Linked DNA regions of Homo sapiens: region 1 is linked to region 2. The links are chromatin contacts, found by Hi-C or POLR2A ChIA-PET in ENCODE. All regions are on one chromosome and are shown on one strand. The core of a region is the stretch at or near the end of the contact, and the rest is flanking DNA. Distances in the headings are between cores, read along the strand shown. Region 1 has its middle 28 kb from the start of MIR4433A. Region 2 overlaps LOC124907774 (a long non-coding RNA gene).

Region 1 (5,496 bases), core at 793-3,292, 250 kb after region 2:
GGGAGTGAAGGGACAAGGTTTCCAGGGAGGATTTTTGGAGAAGGCTCCAGTGCCTGTGCACACAGTGGGGAGAAATGGAGGATGCAGCTCATTCCTCTCACGATAGAGGGGCTTAAGGAGAACTTAATGTGTATCACCTTCAGTCTGGGGGCAGACTGGATTGGACCAGCCTTGAAAACCTCGAAGGTCTTCAGATGGAGGGGCGCAGACAGAGGGCTTTACTGGGCTAGGGGAAATGGGGAAAGGATGAAGGCAGGGACTTGGAAGCTGGCTCATTGAGTGCCCTGGGGGTAAAGGAACCTCAGCCAAGAGAAGCAGAGATGTTGCTGGATTTCCAGGAACCAAGGAAGCAGAGGCAGCTGCTGGGATTGCGATGCATCGACCTTTCACCTGCGACCCACAGGTGAGAGAACTCAGTGATGATGAAGGGGAGGGAGTTGCTGAGGAAGGTTGAACTTTAATAGCAGTTAAGTGCTGAGAAGGCCCACCCTGGAGCTTTCTTGCACCTTTCTCTAGTTCTCCTTCCTCTTCCTCCAACCCTGGGGCACTATAGTCAGCAGCTGAAGGGAGGAGAGGGCAAGGAGAGTCAGTCACAACCGCCCCACGCCCATAGTAGGCCTGAGTTGGGAGAAAGATGAGGACTCTAAATCCAGTTTTGAGTTTTTGTTATTCCACAGGAGTGGACATTTGATTTCTGAAAGGAGATTACATCTCATGGCTTCAGTGACTGTAGGACTCTTTTAGCTTAGAGGGACCAGAAAAGTCAGAGTCTGCCAGAATTTCCTCCCACAGCGCGCATTCAAGGGGATCCTGGAAGACCACACAAAGCTTCTGTGTTCTGCCAGCACGGGATAGCGGGACATGAGCAAGTCCAAGCCTGCCCCTGCCCTGGAGATGGGGCAATGAGGGCAGAGAGTCCACTGAGGGCAGGCTTGGGTGTGGAGCACCTTCAGAGAGGGGCCCTTCCCTAGAGACAGGGCAGGAAACCAGGCTCACTCTTTGGCACCCAGGAGTCCGGGGAGTGAGGGTGACGACAGCCACAGCGGAGAGGCTCCCGGCAGGATGGGGCCTGAGGAAGCCAGTGCATCTGCAAAGGCCTGCAGGTCAGGCCCAGCTCTCAGGGGCCCCGCCAGGGGAACCTCCTCCAGCAGATAACTTGAATGAAGGGCAGGCCAGACACCGAGGGAAGTTAGCCCAGTGAGGCGGCCCTTGTGCCCCAGGCTCAGGGAAGGAAGGTGAGTTCAGAATCAGAATCAAAAGACGGTGTAATTAGAAGCTGCAAGTGGATACACATGAGGGCGTAATACCTGCCGTCACGCAGCTGAGAGCGCTCGGGGCACTCTGGAAGAAAGCGCAAATTCAAAGTAATATTATCATCTTAATTATAATTAGAACCTGCAAGTGGAGTCTTGAAAGGCATTTATAGCATATCCTTACTTGTTTAGGTCAGCTTCCCAGAAAGAGGGGGAAAAATAGACTTGGACTTTTTTAATTTAGGCAAGAAATAGATCGGCCCATGCGTCAGGGCTGCTGTCTAGAGCCCCCTATGTGAGGGACGTCTTTTGGGGCTCAGTTTATTAAAGCTCTGCCTAGAGCCTAAAAGCTCAATATGGCAGAAAATAGGCTTTTTTTTTTGTAAGCTTTAGAGGGCTGCAAGCCAATTGGAAGCTTCCACCCGCTGTGAAGTAGTGAGACTGGTAAAATAGCTAGTAAATTACCCCTGACTCAGGGCCCATTGAGTGATAGGTCTGCAAAGCAGAGCACGAGGGGAGGACGGCCAACAAATATCCGGGGGAACCCCAGTTGTTCCTGGTTATCCCTTGGCTGATTGTCTGGACTGAGGATAATTCAGACTTGCTAAGCTTTTTCCTCTCACTTTCTACCCCTCTTAGAGGACAGGAGGCATCAGACAGGGGCCCGAGGGAGAAATGCTACCCCTTATTTAGCTGTTGTGGGAAGCTCTGGTGAAAACCCCATGAAAGCAAGTTGGGGCTGATGGTCACAATGAGGTCTCTGCTTCTATGGAATTCAGCCGCCCACGCTGCTCCCGTGCCCGGTCCCTGTGAACAATCCAGAAACAGCTGTGATTGGCAGAGCCACTGAAACCAGAGCTTCGTAGACGGGAGGAAAACAATCACGCCACTGTGTGGTGCAACTGGGTTTGCAGGCTCCCTGACAGATGAAGACAAATGTTGCATAACAGCTTATGAAAAATTGGCTTAAAAAAACTCTGCATACCTGGGTCATAGTCAATGAGAACTAATGTAGGTGCTTCTATCCCATCTCCTATTCCCAAAATTTAGGCACCCAATCTCCCTTGGTTTCCAAGGGCCCCTTTCATGCCCAGCTCTGCCCTGTCTCATGCTCGAAACCCATTTCTTGATCCCCTTTCCCTTCTCCACTCAGCTCCTACGTTCCAAACTTACCTACCCTTAGACCAATTCCTTAAGGACTCTGATAGTTTGACAATCAGCAGTTTGGGACTAACGTATCTCCTCTTCCAGATAACATTCGATCCTACCTGGAGCTTCACGGAGTTGTGCCCTCATCTAAAAGGAGGCTGTGGGGGAATGTTTGAGGCGCCGTCTGGCCCCGGGGGGAGACAGTTCAGTGTAGGGCGTCTCTCAACAGCACCAGATGCATACAAGTCTGAAGTCTTGGAGCATCAGGACTTTTTTTTTTTTTTTTCAATTTTGCTCTGAGCTTTTTGGCGACTATCCTTGCTCAAATAAGTTTTTCTCTAAGTTTCTAATTCATAGGTTTGTCATGATTCACATTTAAAACAAATTTTAATCATTCCCACCTCCCCTCCCCCCCCGCCCTTAAGTGTTGTAGCAGCTTTTCCCCTGGGTGGAAAGAAACCTGGAGTCTGTTCCAAAAACTTTGGAAAAGGAAGCCCGGATCTCTCCAGTGCTCACTATATACTTTCCATGCACGGGAGTGGTTTACTGTAGCAAAGAGTATTTTGTTATGCCTTCTGGGTAATTTTGTGCAAAAATTTACAATGTCAAGGGAACATGGTTATTAGGAGCAAACCGTACAACTCCTTATCTGTTTCTCCACAGGCGCTAGCCATGGGGTTCAGAGCCAAGTGCCAGCTCTTCCTGCTAAAAATGTTCTCAATTTGGTCTCCGCCAGCAGTGAGGACAGCAGTGTGAATGTGTGAATTCTTGCTCCAAACTGGCTAGAACCAAGTTTTGTAAATGTCATTTCTTGGGATGCTGTTTTATCTGAGAAATCACATTTCACCAGCAGCACTGAAACTAGCTGATGATGCCATAATAAGTTCTGACTCCTGCAGGGAGAAGCTCTTTGAGGCCCTTTTTCAATACAGCTGACATGTTTTTCATTTAAGAGCCTTTTTAGGACAAGTTTAAACTCTCACATCACTCTATAAATCTTATGAAATGAAAATCAAATTCAGTACAGTTACAAGCTGTTCAATTCTATCTCCTTTATAACATTTATAACTAATATAACAGAAAATTTAAAAACCCTCTTTTGTGCTTTCTACCAAGGCGGCAATATGGACTCAATATACACAAAATGTAGAACTGAAAATGAATTACATGTTTAAAATACAGATTTTTACACAACAAAACAACAGTCCTGGACCTCCTCCTCCTTAAAAATTAATGTCATAATCTCCAAAGCATTTTTGGTCATGCAAAGTCACTATCAGATAAACCTCAAATTCATAATTTCAAGATAAGAGACACTGCCTCAAAATGGAAGAAAATGTCTTCTTCTAGAATCATTAGGTATATTATTTTACTTGGTAGGTTACTTGAAGCCGGCAGTTAAACTGGTCCCTAGATATTTATTAACCTAAGAAAAGACACGGGAAAATGTACTTCATACAGTCTTCAAGCAGATACTCCACTGTTTTAAAATGAATTTCATTAAGGCTTATACTCAATACACCTACTATACATGTGTATTTAAAATATAGTTTTTCCACTAATTGCAAGATTTAGTGAAAATGTGGCTTTGGCAGGCAATGAATAATAAGTATGCTACATATTCAGTAAAGTTAAAGTTGGGCTTGAAAATAACCATTTATTTATTGTTCAGATTACAATAAAATCTTGTTTGCCTGGAACTCAGGCTACTAGGAATATCAAATAAGAGAAATGTTTTGGAAATGTTCTGCTTTTACAGTTGTTAGGATGTGACTAGTAACTAAGTTGATAAAGAGGTGTATGTAACTAATAAAAGCAAAAACTTCTAGGTTGCACATTAATAGCTGTGTAGCTTCACCCCAGGCTCTTCGCCATTTGAGGATATAGTCCTCTGTGCAGTTTCATGCTCATGGGAAGACCCTGGATGGTTCTGAAGGGTTGTGTGCACCCAGTGCCTAAGTACAACGCCCCCAGAGCAAAGAGGTAGAATATGGTAGTAGCTAAGTATGTGGACTCCAATGCCAGTCAGTCTGAGTTCAAAACCCAACCATACCACGTACTCACTGTGTGACTTTAGGCCACATTGTCAACCTCTTTAGCCTCAGTTTCCTTATTATGTAAATAAAGTTATATCATTGGATTGTGAAGACTATACTAGTGTAGAGTGTCTAGCAGCACGCAGGCACATAGAAGGCACTCAATAAATGTGAAGATTTTTATTCCCAAATGATCCTTTTCCAATGGGTCCCAAGCTTCAGTCTATATCTTAGTTTGACTAGAGATGTGATAGAACCATATTCAGGAGAATTACCAAGGAAACACCTGTCACCTTTCTATTACCCCAGGTGTAGCTCCTAAAATTCCATCACTTGAACAAGTGTAAACAGAGAATATATTTGGACATTAAACATAGTGTTACTATTAGCAGAAACAACATCTAACACCTTTCTGCAAGTGTTCCATGTTCTGTCTCAGGAGCCAGTTGGGATATGGGATTCTGGCCCATCTAAAACCCAGAATTCCCAAACGCCTGTTCTGAATGTCTCCAACCACCAGGATCACCAATCCACTTTGGCCCTCTACCAACTACAGATTTTCTCACTCCTCCTAATGATTGCGTACTCTTGATTTAAGAGAAGCAGTTCTCCTTTAATCCAAGCCAAGTTAGAGAAAGCATGAAAGAAACATTCACTTCTCTTCCCAACTTGGCTGTCAGGTTTTTGGGAGTTGGCCAGGAGGAAAGATGGTCCCACGAGGAACTGCAAAACCAAGTGTCAACTGCCTGGATGCCGCAGGCCATACACACTTCTGGGGTAATGCTTTTCTCTAACATTCAAGTGAAGTGGCAGGAACCCCCATCCCACATTTGGTGGAAGCCAGCATGTCTCTTCCCACAAAGTTTGCTGGAACTCTTGAGGACCTTCCCGTTCTCCTAGTCTCCTCTTGCTCAGATTTCTCCATTCCTCTGCACTCCTGAGTGAACCCCGTGTCTTTCCTTCTAAGACTGCTGTGTTCCTCATATTGCTTTGTCCCATGTTGGATGCTGCCCCAATTCCTTAGCTTTCTCCAAAGCACCATCCACACAAGGCTGGGC
Region 2 (5,971 bases), core at 1,036-3,535:
CATCAAGATGAGGCTTAATTTTTCTGCACCTTTATTCAAAACATGTAACTCAGAGCAGATTTTTTTTTTTAATTTATTTTTTTTTTTTTGAGATAGGGCCTCACTCTGTCACCCAGGCTGGAATGCAGTGATGTGATGATCACAGTTCACTGCAGCCTCAACTTCCTGGGCTCAAGCAATCCTCCCACCTCAGCCTCCCAGAGAGCTGGGACTACAAATGTGTGCCACCACACCTAGCTAATTTTTTGTAGAGATGGGGTTTTGCCATGTTGCTCAGGCTGGTCTTGAGCTCCTGGGCTTAAGCAATCTTCTTGTCTTGGCCTCCAAAAGTGCTGGGATTACAGGTGTGAGTCACCATGCCCAGCACCCAGGGCAGAATTTGAAAGTCCTTGCTTCAGTGTTTGTACAGCTGTTCAGGACTTTCCAGTGTATCAGTTATTCAAATTTTAAAGCACTTATCAAAGAGAGCTTAGTTTTCAGTCTCAAAAGTCCAAGAAAGACCTAAAGATTGTTGGTGGTTATTTTATAGCACACCCAAACAAATCTTTCACATTGTCTCTCTTTAGACCACTTGCCTCTGATCAGGCCTGCCTCCTCAGCCACACTTCAAATGAAAGAAATCAAGTAAACAACTTTTAGCAATCAGGGCACCCTAAAATAGCAGGTGATCTGCAGCAGGTTAAGCACACACCAACATACATGCAAATCAGTCAAATTTTGTACCTGGCAAATAAGGCTAACAATTTATATTTTGACTGACTTGATTATTTGAAAAAACTGCTTTTCTGTGACATAAATATAGATGTTAGTTCTGTCTCGCAGCTAAGTATCTCACGAGAAAGCCACATTAACCTTAATGATTTCCTGACATGGAAATTAATATTCCCTAGCAAAGAAATAAAATGGTATCCACTGGTGCTTGTGCAGCTAAAAAATACTGTCTTCCTCCTTCCCTCCCCTGGTTGACATTAGTTGGTTTCAGTCCACAAATATTTACTGAGTGTTAACAATGTGCCAGGCAACTGTTTAATGCTAGAAACACAGTGCTGAAAAAGACAAAACAAGTCCCTGTTTAAGGCAGTTGCATTCTAAGGGAAGGGGGATATGCAATAAACATGTAAACAAACAAATAAATAATACAATTTCAGGAACTAAGGACTATGAAGAAAATAAAGCGGAGTACTATGGTAGTTGGTACCTGGGGTGTGGTTTGGCTGCTTAGTGACATCTGAGTTGAGACCTGAAGGCTGTGAAGGAGGCAGCAGTGTGAGCATCCAGGGAAGAGCTCTGCTAGCAAAGAAACAGTAAGTGCAAAGGACCTGGGATAGAAACAAGCCTTGTGTACCGTGTACTTGAAGGCAACAAGATGGGCAGTGTGGTTACAGGCAAGTAGTTAGAGGGAAAGCTTGGAAGGAGATAAGGCTGAACAGGAGCCAGGATGAAAGAAGCAGAGCCGGATCAGAGTGATGACAAGCTGGAGGAGGAGTTAAAGAAAGGAAGCTGGGAAGTGGTGTGATCTCATTTGTATTTAATCTGGCTACTTTGTGGAGAATGGATTGTAGGAGGTCAAACACGGAAGTGGGGAGATCTGGGAGGAGCCTATGGCAGAAGTCCGGGTGACAGACACTGGCAGCTTGGCCTAGGGTTTCATCAACAGGCCACTACCGGCTCATACGGTGCCTTTGTGAAAATTAGAAAAAGGCTCCTCTTTCCATTAGATGCCCTGATTGCAGATGGATTAAATGTGAGGTGTGAAGAAAAGAGAGGAATCCAGAATGACTCAAGTTTGCACCTCAATAATTGGCTGGAGAGTTATGGAATCAGTAGTTCAATTCTGATCATGTTCACTTTCAGGACCGTGAAATTTTCCCATGCAGCGGTTGCACCCCCTGTTACAATGTGAAAACTCAGTAGCATTTGCCACACTGACGTTGGTTTCCTTTCAGCTGGCTCTGGGAACCTTATGCTGATGTAATGGAGATAACCTTTGTGAGACGTTAAATCAGTGTATTTGCCTGCCCAGTAAGTCTTTGTCTCCATGGCTTCCCCCTTGAGTCAATGGCATGCATTCAGTCACAGGGAGAAAAAAAAACCCAGCCAAGATTGGATAAGTCATCCCTTAGCTTAGAATTTCAAAATAGGATTAATTCATAGCAAAACAATAGTTTGAAATCAAGGGCTTTGAGTGTCAAAAACCAGACATTGTTGAAAGAAAAAAATGTATTTGTATATGCTAGTGAGGCAGAACTTGGAAAAGTGCCCCTGAACAGATCACAGATACAGCCAAGAAGAACACAGGATATGATGTCAGAGCCACTTTCTCATGACTGGAAGGGAAGATAAAAGCAGCAGGCAGAGGCCGGGTGCAGTGGTTCACGCCTGTAATCCCAGCACTTGGGGAGGCCAAGGTGGGCGGATCATGAGGTCAGGAGATCGAGACCATCCTGGCTAACATGGTGAAACCATCTGTACTAAAAATACAAAAAATTAGCTGGGCGTGGTGGCGGGCACCTGTAATCCCAGCTACTCGGGAAGCTGAGGCAGGTGAATTGCTTTAATCTGGGTGGCGGAGGTTGCAATGAGCTGAGATCGCGTCACTGCACTCCAGCCTGGGCAACAGAGCGAGACTCTGTCCCAAAAAAAAAAAAAAAAAAAAAAAAGCAGCAGGCAGGAATTTGGGACATTCAGAGAGTACCAGCACAGGGTTGCCCCAGATGAGTGGAGGGTGCACTAAAAGAAGAGGAGGCATGTATCCTGCTTTCTGTTTGGAACCGGGGTAACTACAGAGAAGTAGCTTGAGATAGTGATTTCTGTTCTTTGGGGTCATGCATGGTCTTTAGGAGATCCAGTGGTAGAATGATAAAGGCTAATGGGATGAATGGGCTGGAAGAGGCCTGGCCCTTGGGCCAAGAAGTTGTGAGGCTTATGGTCCTTGCCACTGAGAGCCATGGCAGGGGCCGTGGCTGTCAGTAGTGGAAATGGTTCTAGGCCCAAAAGCCGGAGATAATTTCCTCATCAAGGGAGGCCGGGAGAGCCTGGATGATGGCAGACAGACTTGCTCTGCCAGTTTTTCAAGACCCGAATGACATCTTAAGAAAGAGAAGTGGGAGAGGAGAACCATTGGATCAGGGAGAAACCTTGAAAGATTGAGTGAGTTTCCAAGGAAAACTGTTGTAAACGTAAAGAGACTGTGTTACCTTTAATTGGCAAGATCAAGTGTTTCCACCTACGTTAGGAATGGGGGCTTTCCAGCAAGAAATCATTATCGACAATGAAGTTGCTTTTTTTTGTAAATCTAGTTTTTAGTGAGTACATTTAAACCCTGCTACATTAGGAAGGTCTGTATTGCTACCAAATAAAGAGAACTCAGCTTGACATACCCCTGCCTCTAATGGAGAGAGGGGGAGGAAGGAGACGGAGGGGAAAGATTGAGTCTGTCAACAGTAGTTACCTCCAGGGAAGATAACTGAGGGACAGAGAAGGAAGAAAAACCTATTTCTCATGGAACGTTTTCTGTACCTTTTGCATTTTTTCCATATGCATGCATGAACTATTCAAAAATAAATTAAAAGGGGAAAAATAAGTTTCTGAAATGAGAAGCATGCAGATGCACAGAATGTGATATTCAGTGCTTGGCAATTAACCTTAAATAGTTTTCATCTCACCAGAATCTTTGAGCCACTTCTCCTCAGTGTACCTTGTGGTTATTCCCTTCATTTGTGTAGGTGTTGGGTAAGCTGTCTGTCTTGCCTTTCCAGCGAGCCCATGACCCATTTGTGCATGGTACTCCAAACACTGTACCACCGACCCTACAGGTGGCCCATCGCTTTTACAGGGGAAAACAATCCCACTGACCCATTTGGTCTTGCCCTTCATCCTGGATTGAGGTGTGGGAAGGATTAATAAGGGTTTTTTGTTCTCACCCTGGTTATTTCCACCCCATTGGCATCACATAACAATGGGGAAGCAGTGGAAAGAACTTAGGTGCTGGAATCAAATTTGCTAGGGCTTACCTCTGCCAGCTACTAGCTTTAGGTACTTGGGTGGGTCTCAAGTTTCTTCTTCTATACATTGGAGTAATACAAACCTCACTGGGTTATCACAACACAATACTAGAACTGTTCTGATTACCCCAACCCCCAGTCTAAGAGACCAGACTAATTTTTGTAAAATCTCGCATCCAGCCAAACTTAGCATACCTATTGTCCCTGTATTCCTCAGTTTCTACCCAAGACATAAGCCTCTTCATTCATCTGTTGTATCCCTTACTCTCATTTATATCCTTCCCCGTATTTCACTCCCTTGACTCAACCTCCCTCTGCTTCCCTCTTTTAAGTAGTATGTTTTCATTTGCAGGCTACAGGAAACTCAAGTCTAACTGGTTTAAACATTAAGGGCATTTACCGACTCAAGTAACTGAAAATTCAGCAGTGGCAAAGGCCTTGGGTTACCTGCCAGACAGACATACCAAGGGCCTTGTTTCTTCTCTTTCTCTACTCTCGCACCCTCAACGTGAGCTTCATTCTGGGATTGGCTCCCCTCGTGGTTATACAGGCTGGAGGTCAGCAGCAACTGAGCCTGCATGCTTCTGCATTAAGTCCAGAGGAACTGAGGAGTGAGTCTTTAACCATCAAACAAAAATCCTGGCCTTTCATTAATTAGAACAACCTGAACCAATCATGGTGACTAGGGGAATGCCATGTGCTAATTTGCTTAGCTCTGAACTAAGTTATCCATTTTTGAGCCAATTACAGTGACAAGGGAGTTGAGATTATGATGACTGATTTAGATCAGAGGTTCTCAACTGGGAGCAGCACTGCCTCCTTCAGAGTATTTGGAAATGTTGCTCTGACTGGGAGTACCACTGGCTTTTACTGGAAGAGGGATGGGGGAGGGGAGACACAGGACAGTCGTGTGGAATTTTGGTCTGCCAAAAATGCCAATAGTGCCTCTATGAAGAAACACTGACTTAAAACATCAGGGCACACTTCTGAAACAGGAGTTTGTTTTCCCTTAGGTACATAAGCCATACTGGGGCAGGATGGACACCTAAACAAAAATGACTAGACTACTCAGGCTCCTTCCTAATCTTTATTGACTCCCTTCTATCTTTACTTAGATCCCTGCTCAGCCTATTATGTATTACTTTTAACTAATCTCTTGACAATGTCATTTACTTCCTAGCCCCATTCTGCTGTACCTACCCAGATAAATCCTATAGTGACACTGACTTGAGAAAGATACTTTCAAACCTTTTAAAAATCAAAGCTATAGGCCAGGCGTGGTGGCTTATGCCTATAATCCCAATACTTTGGGAGGCCCAGGTGGGGCAGATCACCTGAGGTCAGGAGTTCAAGACCAGCCTGGTCAACATGGTGAAAGCCTGTCTCTACTAAAAGTACAAAAATTAGCTGGATGTCATGGTGGGCGCCTGTAATCCCAGCTACTCAGGAGGCTGAGGCGGGAGAATCGCTTGATCCCGGGAGGCGGAGGTTGCAGTGAGCAGAGATCACACCACTGCACTCCAGCCTGGGCGACAAGAGTGAGACTCCATCTCAAAAAAAAAAAAAAAAAGCCAGTGTAGTGGCTCATGCCTGCACTTTGGGAGGCCGAGGTGGGTGGATCACAAGGTCAGGAGATCGAGAGCATCCTGGCCAACATGGTGAAACCCCGTCTCTACTAAAAATACAAAAATTAGCCAGGTTTTGTGGTATGCGCCTGTAGTCCCAGCTACTCAGGAGGCTGAGGCAGGAGAACTGCTTGAACCCGGGAGGCAGAGCTTGCAGTGAGCCGAGATCATGCCACTGCACTCCAGCCTGGTGACAGAGCAAGACTCTGTCAAAAAAAAAAAAAAAAAATCAAATCTATATAATATTTAAAAAAAATTTTTTTTTTTTTGAGATGGAGTCTTGCTCTGTTGCCCAGGCTGGAGTGCAATGGAGTGATCTCAGCTCACTGCAAGCTCCGCCTC

The links. A loop is a pair of places that touch in the nucleus more often than their neighbours do. ChIA-PET counts read pairs that join two places held with the same protein, here RNA polymerase II (POLR2A). Pooled maps may share reads with other maps.
Region 1: a loop to region 2 is called in a map of heart left ventricle, with 5 times the contacts of the local background. The contact joins two enhancer-like sites. A Hi-C loop is called at or near these places in 56 of 168 maps with a recorded cell type or tissue (GM12878, GM13976, GM18951 and 34 more), 7 of 37 single-sample maps with no recorded cell type and 20 of 50 pooled maps. POLR2A ChIA-PET finds 5 or more read pairs at or near these places in 23 of 52 experiments (A673, B cell, BJ and 19 more).

Annotation. Positions count from the first base shown.
Region 1 is chr2:64,310,394-64,315,889 of GRCh38, forward strand. No RefSeq gene overlaps it. Among named protein-coding and RNA genes, the nearest start is that of MIR4433A, 28 kb to the right of the region's middle. Within about 2 kb of position 2,043, at least 16 of the 41 ENCODE cell types and tissues checked have a DNase peak (open chromatin) inside an H3K27ac peak, as active enhancers do; they include A673, ascending aorta, gastrocnemius medialis and 3 more, where a contact is called at or near this core.
Region 2 is chr2:64,062,671-64,068,641 of GRCh38, forward strand. The region is part of intron 1 of LOC124907774 (a long non-coding RNA gene); the gene reads right to left. Among named protein-coding and RNA genes, the nearest start is that of VPS54, 46 kb to the left of the region's middle. RefSeq lists a silencer at 306-395. Within about 2 kb of position 2,286, at least 14 of the 41 ENCODE cell types and tissues checked have a DNase peak (open chromatin) inside an H3K27ac peak, as active enhancers do; they include A673, ascending aorta, gastrocnemius medialis and 3 more, where a contact is called at or near this core.